Linked DNA regions of Homo sapiens: region 1 is linked to region 2. The links are chromatin contacts, found by Hi-C or POLR2A ChIA-PET in ENCODE. All regions are on one chromosome and are shown on one strand. The core of a region is the stretch at or near the end of the contact, and the rest is flanking DNA. Distances in the headings are between cores, read along the strand shown.

Evidence for each region. A loop is a pair of places that touch in the nucleus more often than their neighbours do. ChIA-PET counts read pairs that join two places held with the same protein, here RNA polymerase II (POLR2A). Pooled maps may share reads with other maps.
Region 1: a loop to region 2 is called in a pooled map, with 2.8 times the contacts of the local background. The contact joins the promoter of ELAVL2 here to the enhancer-like site in region 2. A Hi-C loop is called at or near these places in 3 of 168 maps with a recorded cell type or tissue (MCF 10A, heart right ventricle and mammary epithelial cell) and 1 of 50 pooled maps. POLR2A ChIA-PET finds 5 or more read pairs at or near these places in 4 of 52 experiments (GM12878, HEK293, MCF 10A and 1 more).

What each region holds. Positions count from the first base shown.
Region 1 is chr9:23,822,606-23,829,443 of GRCh38, forward strand. ELAVL2 (ELAV like RNA binding protein 2) reads right to left here and starts at 3,635. Exons shown (of 7, transcript NM_004432.5): 1 at 3,201-3,635. LOC105375992 (a long non-coding RNA gene) reads left to right here and starts at 3,823. Exons shown (of 3, transcript XR_929519.3): 1 at 3,823-3,912; 2 at 5,421-5,535.
Region 2 is chr9:23,765,359-23,772,573 of GRCh38, forward strand. The region is part of intron 1 of ELAVL2 (ELAV like RNA binding protein 2); the gene reads right to left. Among named protein-coding and RNA genes, the nearest start is that of ELAVL2, 57 kb to the right of the region's middle. Within about 2 kb of position 4,318, at least 2 of the 41 ENCODE cell types and tissues checked have a DNase peak (open chromatin) inside an H3K27ac peak, as active enhancers do; they include mammary epithelial cell, where a contact is called at or near this core.

The DNA of each region.
Region 1 (6,838 bases), core at 2,385-4,884, 57 kb after region 2:
AAAACCCACCCCGGAGCCACGCGGCTGGAGCACGTTTTTACACCTGCTCGGCCGCTTAATTACGAGAGCACCTGTAGTTGGGATTTTTTTCATTGCAAAGGCATCGATTTTAGCCCTTCTCCTAAAATACTACATTTAAAAAATCACCTGTCATACCTACCTGAAATTGTAGGAGGTAAGAGAAAGGAACCGAGCAGTGGGCGACCCAGTCGCCGCAAGAACGTGACCGAGGTTACAGCTTCAAGGGCATGATGCAGGTTTGATGCAGCAAGGTCCGCTAAGGGCGTCCAGCGCTCCCCGCCCCCATGCGACGGGCGGAGCGGGGTTGGGGGGAAGGGAGGGGACTCGTCTAACCCAGGGCGGGTGTGGGAGAGGCAAATTTGCCCTCTTGGGCGAAGTCTAATCAGCATAGTGAAGTAGGGGGCTCAACCAAGGTCAAAAGCGAGATAGGCCATCCCTTAATTTGTGCGACCCAGTCTGGGGACACCGGATACAGCTAACTGATTCTATATCAGCATTTCCGTGTCACCCCAAATCCGATTTGCAATTAAATGACCTTAATTGACTTTGTGTGGGTTCCTGGGAAAACTGCTCAAAGCGCCTGCGCCTCTTTGACCTCTCAGTAAATAGTTAATTATAATATTCTCATCCCAGGCACGCGGGATTGCTAAAAATGCCTATTTCCAAAACGTTAGGCGAAAATGGGCCTACTTAATTTGTCAATCCAAACCTAAAACTCTTAGAATGCCCTACGCCCTACTTCCTGACGCTGACTAAATTATGGGAGAGCTCTCAGAAGAGTTCCCCAAGTCTTCCAAACCACTTCTTCCTACAACCGTAGCGTTTTTTGTGAAGAGCTCCAGAACAGGTTAGCTTTATGAAGCGGGGTGCCCAAGCACTTGGTTAAAAGAGGGAACGGGGAAGAAGTGCCTGCTGTAAGACACATTCAGGCAATGACAGCAATAAGTAAGGGCGAGAGTTAAAAAATAAAATGTTAACCCCATAACAACTTCGAAACTCTCAACATATTTTTTTGCGGGCTTATCTGTTCATAGTCTGACAAATCTTTCAGATGTCCCATTTAAGAAGCCATTTTACAAGGAAGTCTTAAGGCCCAAACACATTTCCTACCCTTCTGTTCCCCAAAACACGAACACCCTTTTTCTGACCTTTAGAAACTGATTTTCAATTTGGAAAATAATTTCTTTAGTTACTATTGTCTGCTGTGTACTTTCTAAAAATTTTCATTGTAAGTCTACGTTTTATAGGTTGCAGTTAATAGTGTAGGCCTGGGAAATAAAACATTAATCTCCCTCCCACCCCCAGAGGATGGGTATAATAAATAGGGGTGCGGAGAACGGCTGAAGGTTTAGAATCTTAACCAACTGGAGTGTTTGTACATGAGAGGGGGAAGGGACAGAATCCGTGCATTTCGGGGAGAAAGTACAGAGACCTCCATCCCTGTCCAGCAGTGTTAACAGTAAATACTAAATGGTTGGCTATTTCTCTCACCCTCGCCATAATAAAACCAGACCTGCAGCCGGTAATTACGAGAAAATACCCAGTCTCGCCATCAGTTTTGCTAACCGGTACTTGAAAATGGGAAACGGGGAACTTATCCAACCTCCAATTTGTCACAGTTGTATAGCTTTCGTATTAATTCTGTACAGACGTGAAATAGGTGGGTACGTAGCAACGTGCTGGGCATAAATTAAGCAACAATGGCCACGCGAGGTCTCGTCCGCCGCGGAGCTCCAGTGGTGGGCACTGCCACCTTGCCATCCCTAGCCCCCACCGCCCTTCGCAGAGTCCAGTCCGGGAGGCTGACGGTGCGCTGGCTTTCCCAGCCGGTAGAGTGGGTGGGGTGAGGAGCAACGAGACGTTAACCCCAGCCGGCTTTGTAGCTTTTTCCCATCCTCTGCCTCTCGAGCACCACATGAGCGCTCTCACGCACACACTCACCCACACCCCCTCGTGCCAATAATTTAAACTTCTCTTAGGAAAGCCAGCAGCTTGTTCCACCACCACCACCCCTTCCGCCCTCCCCGGCCCACGAACATCCTCCCCCTTTCCCACATCTACCCTGGATCCTCTCTTTGGCAGTAGAAAGCCAAATGATTTCTCCTAAACCCTGAGAAATCACAAAAGTTAAAATGAAGCGTGTGCCTATCTGCCCAGCTTGTCATCCCCAACCATCTTTCTCCTGGCGTCAATTTAACAATAGCTATTCGAGGAAGTGGGGGCGGTAAGGAGGGGGTGAGGGCTACGTGGCCGAGTTGGCTCCTGGGGTGGCTGCGAAGCCTCGCGGCTGCAGAGGGGTTCCCCCTCTCCCCGAAGGCGAAGTCAGCCGCGTAGGACCAAGGACAGGGCTTGGAATCCACTTCCCAGCGCCCAGCACAGCGAGGCTCCCAAGCAGCCGGCACTTCATAGACACAGCTCCAAGGATCTTATTTACGCTTTTCTGAACAAAGGGAATCTCATATCCGGTACAGGCTTAAGAATTCAGCCCCAAATTGGCTATCTTCTTTTAAAACTGAATTATGATAATTGGAGTCCGTGAATCAGAGCCCGCATACAATGATGAGTTCTGACAGCTTCTAACAACCCTAGCCTCAGCCCAGCCCCAGCCCCAGCCCTCAGGCGGCATGTACTTTTTTCAGTCAACTACAACTCGCTGCCTGGTGCAGCATCTAAATTCCATCTGGCAATCCCATCTCCCCAGCACATGCTATCTGGTTAATGCAATTAAGCCTGTGGTTTTCGCTGGTCTAATCTGCCAGTCCAGGCTTCTGATTCCCCTTAATGATTGTAAAGCCTCTCCCGTCCTTCCGTTGCTGAGCCAAAGTAGAGGCATGCATCCCCAACACCCAAGTTATCACTCTCTCCCCACGAAATGAACTTCCGATCTCAATCTTGAAGCTCACTCCACATCTAACCTCCCATTGTACCCCTACTCCCCCCTGGCCACATTTACCACTTAAGTTTCTGCCATGGACATTTACGAATATTCAGTACGCTAAGCATGCGTCCACCGTCTTTTAGTCTAGCTCTTTAAAATTAAAAAAGCAGAACAGTAGCTTTGAAATGAGACAAACATGTGCAATTAACTTCATATTCTGTATTCCGCTCACTTACAGGTTTTCTGGGTTTGCCAGCGCATCGCTGCAACTAATGATTAAAGAAACCAAACCGAAACTTACCTTTCTCCCTTAAGGTTTTTGTGTATGTGTGTTTTTAAAGTAACGGTGCAGTTCTCCCAATAAGGATGAGCAAGAAGCTGCTGGATAGTTCTCTTAAGACAGCACGAAACCTAAACTGTGCTCGGCTTAAAAGAAGCAAATAAAAAGAAACGCTTTCGACCCCAAAGTCCAATGCTAAAAGAAATGGCGAAAAAAAATATGAAAGGGGAGGGGAAACTTAAAAAAGAGTTTAAAAAGACGGAGAGACTACCCTCCTATTGCCGTTCAACTAAACAAAAAGGGGCAAGAAAAACAAACCAAGGAACAAAGAAAAGAGACGAAAGAACGTTTTTTCAAAAAGACGATGTCTTTCTCCTTGTTGCTTTTTAGTAGGTCGCTACAGGAGTAAGCTGCTGCATCTCTAACTAAGAACAGAAATAGGGGGGAGGACGTCTTAAAAGGGAGGTGGACTGGACCACAGATTTATAGCACCGTATCACCAACCCCTTCTCTGCCTCCGCACTGCCGTGTGTGCAGCTGCTCTGCCAGGCTCCTATCCCGGGCAGCACGCGCGGAAGTATACGCCGAATCGCGCCACAACGTAACTTGCTCATCGCCCCAGGATCCTGATTGGTCCACACGCTTCCATTGAGGCCGCCCAGGCGGGGCCGCGTGAGACGATTGGCTATGGGCTTGTGTCACTCTCGAGAGCTCAATGGAGTCCCGTTTCAAGGTAAGTTGTGCGGGGAGGTACACTCTTAACACTGGCGGCGAAGGGAAATGCAAGAAGCAAAAAGAAATGTGGAGAGAGCAACGTGGGAGGGTTGGAACTGTACTATCAGAGTTTGCGATATGGCACGATCTCCTTTCCTCTTAAATCTTTCTGCTTCAGAAAGATTCATTTCCTTTGCCATCACTGCTGCATCTGTGGCATATTTCTTTATAACATTTAACTCTGTCCGGTATGTATGAGTCATTGAGAGCTCCCTCTCTTTGATCTGAGTGAAAGGGATGAATGTACATCCATTATTTGCCCGCATGCCTTTTTTCGATTTGTGTTCAGTACTGTATTTTGTATTAGATGTTAGGTAATTGTATGTCTTTATTTTAATATACGCATATTTCAGATTTATGTGTCCCCATGAACCCCTTTTTAAAGCATCCTTTTAAGATAAAGATGAAGTCAGAAATGCTCTCAAATAAAGCTGCACGGTTTGAATTGGCTTTCACTTCATGTTAGAATAGAAAAGTGTAGGATAAATATCCTATCCAGAAAAAGAGGTATTGAGTAGAGCTAAGGTCCTTCACTTCGAGGTGTCTAATGATTCTCAAAAAGAGCAGCTGTATATAAAACTGGAACAAGCCACTCCTCTGCATTTGCAGACAGGTACAGTCCTTGGACCACACATGTATTGCTGACAGCAAAGATAGTTGAACCTTTATCAGGGCTCTTTCTGTGAGGATTTAAGAAGTTTAACCAGAAGACCAAGTGCTATCAATGCTTCTGCTTCATAGAGGAAGACTACTTTATTACAACCCCATATTTTAACAGCATTCAGGAGACCAAAATACAGTTTTATGCATGATAATTGTTTCTTCCTCTAAGTGAAAGTGAGGTCCTCAGGATCGTCTGGATGTATAAGTAGACACAATATTCATTTGACCTACGTTCTTTTCCAGCCAGCATTTCTCTTTTCAATCTTGAAAGATAGCACCAACTTCCTAGACAGTTTTTACCATTCTTACCAGAATGTGTAAATGTAATGTACACATTACATTACACATGTAATGTGTCTTAACCAGAGGCACATGCCTTTTTGAAAGGGATTCCTTTACATATTTACAACTAGTCGCTATCTTTGAGAATGCCGGAAAAAGAAGACACAGGTAAGAGTTAGAGATTGCAAAAGGGTAGGGTGTCATGGAGGGGAATGGGACAGAAGATCCCAAAGCAAAATGACTTTGAAGTGAGGAATACAGTAAATCAGTGTTCTTTGAGAGTGTCCTTGAGTGTTGATAAATGATTAATGGTGAAAAACAGACCTGTTTATCTCCCGTGTAGCCTGTATAACAATATACGAGTTCTGTTACTTTGCATGACAATACCTGGGGCTTGAGAAAGAAGGCCTGAATCTATGTTATCTTATAATTAGTGTTTATAAAATCATGCCTTAACCTCCACCCCCAGTTTTTGTATAACAACCTCTGGAGTCTTAATTTCAACTTAAAACTATTCTCTAGACCTGGGTGAAACTCACAGCAAGAAGAAAGAAAAGCACTTTGAAGAAATGGAGTCAAGGGGGAAAAGGAAGACTCCACCCCATCTAGACTAGATGTATGAATAACAGAAGATTGGGTTTGTAGTCATCTTCCTTCAACCCCTCCCCTTGTCCCCAGCTCCATACAGAGAAATAACCTTTAAATGAATACAATTTGGGGAAAGTATAATACTGTTTGATTTCATCAGACTTACCTAGGCAGTGAATTGTCTTTCCTCCTTTTTACCATGCTCGTAGGTTAATATTGAATTAGTTGCATATGCCCATATAATTTCAGTACATTGAAGTAAATCTTTACCATTATAATTATATAAGTGCCTTCTAACTAGGTGGAAACTAATACTTTTTTTGGTGCATGTTTATATCCACAAAAAAAGACTTGTAGATAACTGTGATATCTGTAGATAACCCAAAATGATAGGGACAGGTGTGAAAAGCTGGGAGTGATATGGAGTAATAAAAATCTAGCATGTGTATTATGTAAAGAAATTACATGGAAAATAGTAAACTTGTTCATTCAAATGAAAAATGCTAAATTCTGTAGATTCAGTATTTATGGTTTTTTTTCAGCTTGGGCATAGTGACAAAATATTATTCAAAGTATTGTCATCCCTAACATGTTGTCTTTTTATGTAGGTGAGATGGACTTAAATTATTTAAAAAGTGAAAGTATCTTAAAATATTATTTTACTTCCTCATTAAAACAGATGTTTTTACATTTTAAAACTTTTAAATGGATAGATGTATTATAAGCAACATGTACTTTTTCAACTTTTAAAAATAAAAAATATTGATTACAGCCTCTTTAAAACAAGTGATATCTGGATGTAGATTTCACTTTGAAATTCATGTCTCATAGCTTGAAACATTAACAAATACATACTATCCTATGATTAATTAATGAAGCCTATGTGCAAACATCTCACTTAAGAATAAGCAAAAAATGCAATCAACCCCTTTTCACTCATAGTTTGGTAAAAGAATTATCCACAACATCTGAATTTGCATTAGAAAGTATTTAAAAGACATTTGAATATGATTAAGTTATATGAACTCTGACATATCTTCCAAGTTCCTGGCATTATTTTGAATTGCAGCAGAAAAGGGAGAGATGAAGGGAATGACTGCGAACTTGGAGCAAAAGTGTGAGGTGGATAAAGTTGCAAAAGAATAGTTCTCAAAACCGAAAAAGTCATGAATTTAATTATTTTACTGAAGTTTCTATATAAGAGAACATTTATTCATAAGAATATGCAAAGCTGTTGTGGAAAATGTCTTTTAGGATAAATAACTCCCTTACACTAGAGGTCCTGGGAGCAAGGGAAGGAGTGATTTTACATTTTGTAATAAAAGTTACTGTAAACTACTTGTAACGTTTTG
Region 2 (7,215 bases), core at 3,068-5,567:
GAACTAATGTAAACCACACCTCAAAAATTTAAAAAATAAAGTAAAATAAAGCAAAATACTGCAGGCTGTCTTATCTCTTAAGGATGTGGGAGAAGGGAGGAAATGTGAATGAAATTTTATAGTGGGAAAAAGTCATCATGCAATTCCTAAGTGATTGGTTTGCATAAAAGCACTCTTTCCCCAAAATATCAGAAAGACATTAAGAGAAGCTATATTTGCCCACACTGTTACATTATACTATAAATGATCCTTAATCCTGGGACTTAAAATTAAAAGTGAATCGAAACCCTGTGAGGTTATTTTGCCACTACAGTCAAACGGTTTCTAACAGTTTCAATGAGAATTGCTCACATATACTAAGAGGCAGTAAACCAGCATCTTTCAATTGAAATAATTGGACCGATAAATAGGATTGTTTGGAGTAATGCTCGCATAGGATGTCAGCTTTGTCCCTGAACGAAATCAAGTGAACATTTTTTAATATGTAAATTGTAAACCCAGCACGATTTGAAATTAGTGCTGCTATGAGGCCTCCAATATAGTTAATGGGCCATTTACCACTTATTGAAACTTGCCCAAATACCAAACAGAGCCATGATATTGGCACAAAAGCCAAAGTTTACTTTTTTTGCCATATATGCAGATGCTTCAAATGGTCAATATAATCAGAAAACTTAGTTTCTAAAAATAGACAGTGAATAACAGAAGAGGTCCAAAAATGTCTTTTACTTATTGATAATTATAAAAATTTTATCCTGAGAGGCAATCCTGGCTGTGATTTACTCTTGATATTAGCAATGCCGCCAGTAACGATGGATTCCACTTTCTGGCATCTATCAAAAAGGATTAACATACTTTTTTACAGGAAGCCATGAAAATATTTTACTCTTCTTCCGTTCTCCCACTGTAACAAGAGATTTTGGTCTGACCCTATGTTATTTTTCAAAAAACTACTTATAGTTTAACTGAACCTGTGAAAAAGTGCTTTACACCCATGAAAGATTTTTCATAAGAACCCAACTGTAGTTAAGACTACATGAGCAGGACCACACCCAGCAGGGTAAAGCAGGCATAAATGTATGTCCTGAATACCTTCAGGAGTTCAATCTAAACATTGCTCACTACATAAAACAGATTTTAATTTAACTGCCTCAGTCCCTTCTATTTCATAGGAGGTGGACACTAATGAGCTAATCTATTGACACCCCTCTTTCTGAAAGCCCCAGGGAGGTGAACAATCACTTTATTGCACCAACTAGATAGGAAGGCTGTGTATGGAAAATGATTCTACTGCACTTTTACATTTCAAGCACCCCAGACAGTCTTCTCCGCTTGAGGCAGACACATACCTTTATGGGAAGTTATAAATAAGTTGCTCACATGGCCCTTACCTTTATGCTGGCCAACAATTCAGTTACTAAAAATGTAAAGCTACTTCCCCTTCACTTAAGGACAGGCAATTCTGCTCTACTCAATCTACCACAGACAACTGGGCTGTGTACTATTTATAGATTCCACTGGCTCTGAAACTCTTCGGAAAGAAAAAAAAGGCCATATTCCAGTGAAACAGAGCCATTAATTTTAAGGCTTAAAAAAATAATGTTTCAATATATATTCTCCTCTTAATTTAGACATCACTTGTGCCAATTCAGACTGCTTTTCCTCCTGTTATTATCCAAGTAATAATTTACGAAAAGGCACTTTAGCATAGATGAATCTAGAATATTCTAAACTTTCACTGGGCTCCAAGGTAAAATGGCTGTTACTATGGTGAAAGCGTAGGTTTTATTGGGAAATAGAAGATTGTCTCTACTTTTATACACACAGGTACTTCCAAAAAGCCATAAAGACTTCTAAACTTTTTATTTAAATAATCCTTTATGAATTTTAACATCTACTGTTTTCACAATAGTGGAATTTAGAAAATAAATGCTTTATATCTCATATCTGGGAAGAGTTAAGAATTTGAGAAGTCAAACTGATCCAATAGTTTCCTGGTCACATGAGAGAAAAGCAGTCTATATTTTCTAATCTTACAATTAAAAAATTCTGCAAACTAAGGTAATCAGCTTCTTCACTATTTTCAAACCTCTTGCAGACAGCCACTAAACCAGGTAGTTAATCAAAAGCATCTTAAATAGGCCAGACTCGGCGGCTCACGTCTGTAATCCCAGCACTTTGGGAGGCTGAGGTAGGTGGACCACTTGAGGTCAGAAGTTCAAGACCAGCCTGGGCAACATGGTGAAACCCCACCTCTACTAAAAATACAAAATATTAGCTGGGCGTGGTCTGTAGTCCCAGCTACTCAGGACGCTGAGGCAGGAGAATGGCTTGAACCCAGGAGGGGGAGGTTGCAGTCAGCAGAGATCACACCACTTCACTCCATCCTGGGTGACAGTGAGAGACTCTGTCTCCAAAATAAGTAAATAAATATATCCTAACTATATTCTGAGAGTTGTTATTAAGTTCACTCAGTATAATGTTGCGAGGAGGGAAAAAGGTTCCATAGCCTAGAAACCACCTGATTTAGGGACCAGACTTCTGCGGGTTAAAGTCATAGCAGGGCTGCTGAAAGGGCCAATACAATGACCCCTGGTGAGGCTGCGCCTGTTGCTCCAGCCACTCCATTGCCATGGTCAACATCCTGACCTGGGCTCTCATCTTCTTCAGGACCAGCAAATTAAAGCCTCCAAAAGGTCCCTCTCTCCTCATCCTAATCTACCTTAACAATGTTCCCAGGTAGACTTTCTAAACCCTCCCACAGCTCCCTGCTGCCTATCAAATGAAGTGTAAACTACTAGGTATCAACAGAAATCCTGTACAACTACTTTTATCAGCCCACTTATTCAAGCACCTTAAGATCTGAACTACTCCTTGTCCCTCAAACAGTCCAGTACCTTCACTCTTCTAGCTTTGTTTATGCAGTCCCATCTCCCTTATTCAAGGCTCCATCCAAACCCACCCCATCTCCATTTCAGGGGTTTGTACAAACTAAGCATTGAAAAAGCAAAGGGCAAGAACAGTTTCTTAAAAATTGGAGACTGAAAGAGCAAATCCCTCCCTAAATGTGTACAAACTAGGTAACTTTTTTTTTTTTTTTTACTTTTTACAAATACATTTAAACTATAAATTGGAAACACAAATAATCATGAGTGGCTCTAACTTGTTTTTCTATCCCACCAAGTATTTCAAACCAGAAGTAATTATGAAAGCATATTTTCAAGTTTTGACGCACTCCATCAGCCACCCTCACCCACTGAAATCTAAATTCCTATTATATGGTAAAAGGAAACCATCTACCTTTGTGAAAAGTTGTGTATTTTTATTTCAACAATCTATCACACTAACTACAAAACCCTGGAAGACAAGACAAATCCAAGCCTCTGGCCAGCAGGGTTATGGATATGGGCATGTGGAATTTGGGTCCAACTTCAGGAAAATGGCAAAATCAAAGGTAAATGCAGGAAAATTAAACAGATCTTGAAGAAGGCATTTAGAAGCACATCATGATTAAGTCGTGGATCACCAGTGATCTTCATACTAACTAGAAAAGTTTAGGCAAACAGAAACGATAACATCTCTTAAAAGAATCATGGCTAGAGGCAAAGACAAGCTTATCTCTCAGGCTGGAAAGGTCCAGCCTAAACAGAGTGAACTTGGTCTCTACACTTATTTGCAACTAGAAGCTTTGAATACCCTGAGTATTCAAACACAGCACACCAGGACAGAATCAGCCCAGTACAAAGGCCTTCCTTCTGACCACATCAAACCTCTCCCTAAATGCCAAGTTACAGATGAACAGAAGACATTTGTCTCTAAAGTTTTAGAGCCAAACATACAAAACACAAACAAACAAACAAAAAACAAAACCAGGCATCACAACCTTTACCACACCATCCTTTGGGGAACTTGCAGCAGGGACAAAAGCACTCCAAAATTGGTGAAATAAGTCATATGAGCTTATAGATGACAGCTGGGTAGGCAGTCAAAGGGATCATCTGCCCGACACACACCATTCCTATAGCAAATGCTTTATCTTTCCCATTCAAATCACTAAGTGGTATTTTCAGGATATGTTTGTGGTTTCACTTAATTAAGCAAGAGAATAGTCAACCAAGTGCTAAAATCACAAGGCTAACAATGTCAGTTACAGGAACAAGCCATTAGTTTGTTTTCTTTAACTCTCTTTGCTTTGTGATTCCTAAAATAAAGGTTTGTAGCTTTAAATGTCAAAGGATTTATTCAATCTAGAATCCTTGTCAATTCTCCAGCCCACCCACATACCATGTTAGCTGTCTCACTAGCTCTACGAATTCCTCAAACCCACATTTTCAGCCTTGGGGCTAACAACGGCCCAAGAACTTGCAGAGACAATGCACTGAACAGCTGCACGCGTCATAAGGAGAATGTTCTTTGGCAGCAAACACTAACGTTTTTCTGTCTCTTGGCCCTTTATGACTTCTACGGACAAAGTACACAGTCTCCTTCATGCCAGTCTTTCTGAGGTTTTGTAGTTTCAGAGCTGGCAGGTTCAAAAGCTTTGAGGTTAGAGAGGTAAGATAATGAGTTTAGGGTCCCAAGTCCTTCTCTTCAGTCTAAGTCCATTACAGGTATCCAGTTTGAGCAATGGGAAAGTAAAGATCTGGCGAAAAAGATCTGCTTAAGTTTCATGTTTTGTTCATTCATCCATTCAACGAACATCTCCATGCAGCTCCCACGAATTCAGGAGAGTCCTGAGGTACAGCAATGAAGAAGCATCTTGGAGTGCTGATTTGCTGTGGATGGTGTGTGCAGAACATATACAAGTATGAACACATAGAAGAAAACAGTACATCAGCAATAAGTAAGAGTGCTGTGGAATACATATAGAGAAGAATAAGGGGGGTTGAAAATGTGGAGATGAAGACGGGTAGTTTCCAGCATTAAACAAGCAGGCCTCAATGAAAAGGTGAGCTTTGAACCAAGGTTTGAAGGAGATATGGGCTGGCTGCTGTGATAGGAAGAAAAATCCCCTTCCCCTCAATGTCTACATCCTACTCCCAGAAGTGTGAATATGTTATGTTACATGACAAGGGGGAATTAAGATTGTAGAATTAAAGCTGCTAATCAGCTCACCTTGAGAAAGGGAGATTATCCTTGGTTACTGAGGTGGGCCTAAGGTAATTACAAGGTTCCTTATAAGTGAAAGAGGAAGGTGAGACTGTCAGGGTGATGAAGCATGAGAAGAAATCGAAAGGACATTGCTGGCTTTAAATGGGGCCACCAGCCAAGGAATATAAGCAGCCTCTAGGAGCTGCAAAAGGCAAGGAAACAATCTCTCATAAAGACTCTGGGAGGAATGCAGCCCTGCCAACACTTTAATCTTAGCCCACTGAGAACCACTTTGGACTTCTGATGTTCTTCGGAATTTTAAGACAATAAATCTTGTATTGTTTTAAGCCAGTAAATTTAAAGTAATTTGTTAGAGGTCTAACAGGAAGTAAAGACAGCCCCCATGGAGATATCTAGAAGAAAAGATTCTAGGCAGAGACCTGCCAGTGCAAAGCTTGTCTGCTGTGCAGAATGACAAGGAGATAACAGGGAGAGTAGGAGGAGATGAGTCTAAGAGGTAATGAGGCCGGAACACATAGGGCCTTGAAGGCCACCATAACAAAAAAGGAAACTATAAAAGGTTTTCAGCAAAAGAGTAGCATGTGGCTACTGTGAAAATAAATTGTGTGTGGGTGTGCAGGAAGACTCAGTGAGTTTGGAAACAGACCAGTCAAGAAGCAACTGCAGCAATTCAGGTGCAGGATGACAGTGACTCCCACCAGGGTGAAGTTGGGGAGAAGTCATCAGATTCTGGATATACCCAGAAGAAAACACATTATTAAGGTGCTACATTTTAATTACATCAGTACACTGTTGAAATCCATTGTCAAAAAACTGGTTTAGATACTAACTGCTCACATTCCTACAAACCACCAAAACATTTACTATGCTCTGGACACTAAGAACACAAGATGAATAAGCAAAGGAAGAGATTTTATGGACAGTTGTGCCTTAAAAGAAAATAAGGATATATATATAAATCTATATATAGATATATATAGGAAACCCAACATACAAAAATTTTGACTTTATAAATATTAAATCCAGAGTTATTCACTTTATGGTTGGATATTCACTATTCACTTTATATTTGCTACTAAATGAATCCACTGCCAGCTTCTTAAAGAATCAACTGATTCATTTAGGAGCAAATATAAAATCACAAATCAGTAGCTTAAAACATGCAACTACTACTAAACATAGTATATCAGAAAATTGATTTGTAATCTATGTGAGCCCCCTTAAAACTTTCAGAATTCAAAGTAAAATAGCTCAAAGCTCTCCCCAAAAGTTTAAAAACAAAGTGGATGAAGATTAGATTAAGTCACATTTTGTAAAATGGGAGTAAACTTTAAAATCTGTATTTTTCAACAGGGTCATTTATATACCTCTACAATAGTAAAGGTTAAGCCATGAGATAACTCTGTCTTGGTTATAGGCTGGAATACACTAAATCATTACCTTCTGGTGATGAATCATTCCAACCCCATTCTTTCATTCCAACCTAAGTGGACCCAATTAATTTCCATGCCATTATTTGGCAATAGAATCTAAAAAGGGATATGAGTACAACAAGAATAAAATCAACTACTCCCTCAGTTTTGTGGCAGAGGTTTTGTTTGGTATAGGCAGATTAATCTGAATTGCTAAATTAAGACAGTTAACATAGTAATCAACACAGAAATTGGATTAACTTCACATTCTTCTACAAAAGTCACAGCTATCAGGAACCCCCTCAGGGTAGTACAAATTGTGAAAGGCTGATTGGAAATCCTCAAATTAATCCCAGTAGTTGAGTGTTTTCATTAGGTAGGTTAAAAACATAGCTCCTCTGTTGGATACAGACACTAAAATACTCTGTCATGTACAAACTCCAAAGCAGAAAGAATGACTAATCTTAAAGGGAAAATAAAAGACAAGGAAGGTTTATGGACAAAAATAATGTTTTTTAACTCACAAATGTTATAAAGGCCACAACACTCCTCCTGGCCAGTGAGGTTAACATTTTATTTTTCACTGTTATTTAGCAGGACTTAGAGATAGAAAACCAAATGCTACACTGTTTAACCTCAAGCAGCTTACACCAAAAAAAAAAAAAAAAAAAAAAAGGCATCTAAAATGTCA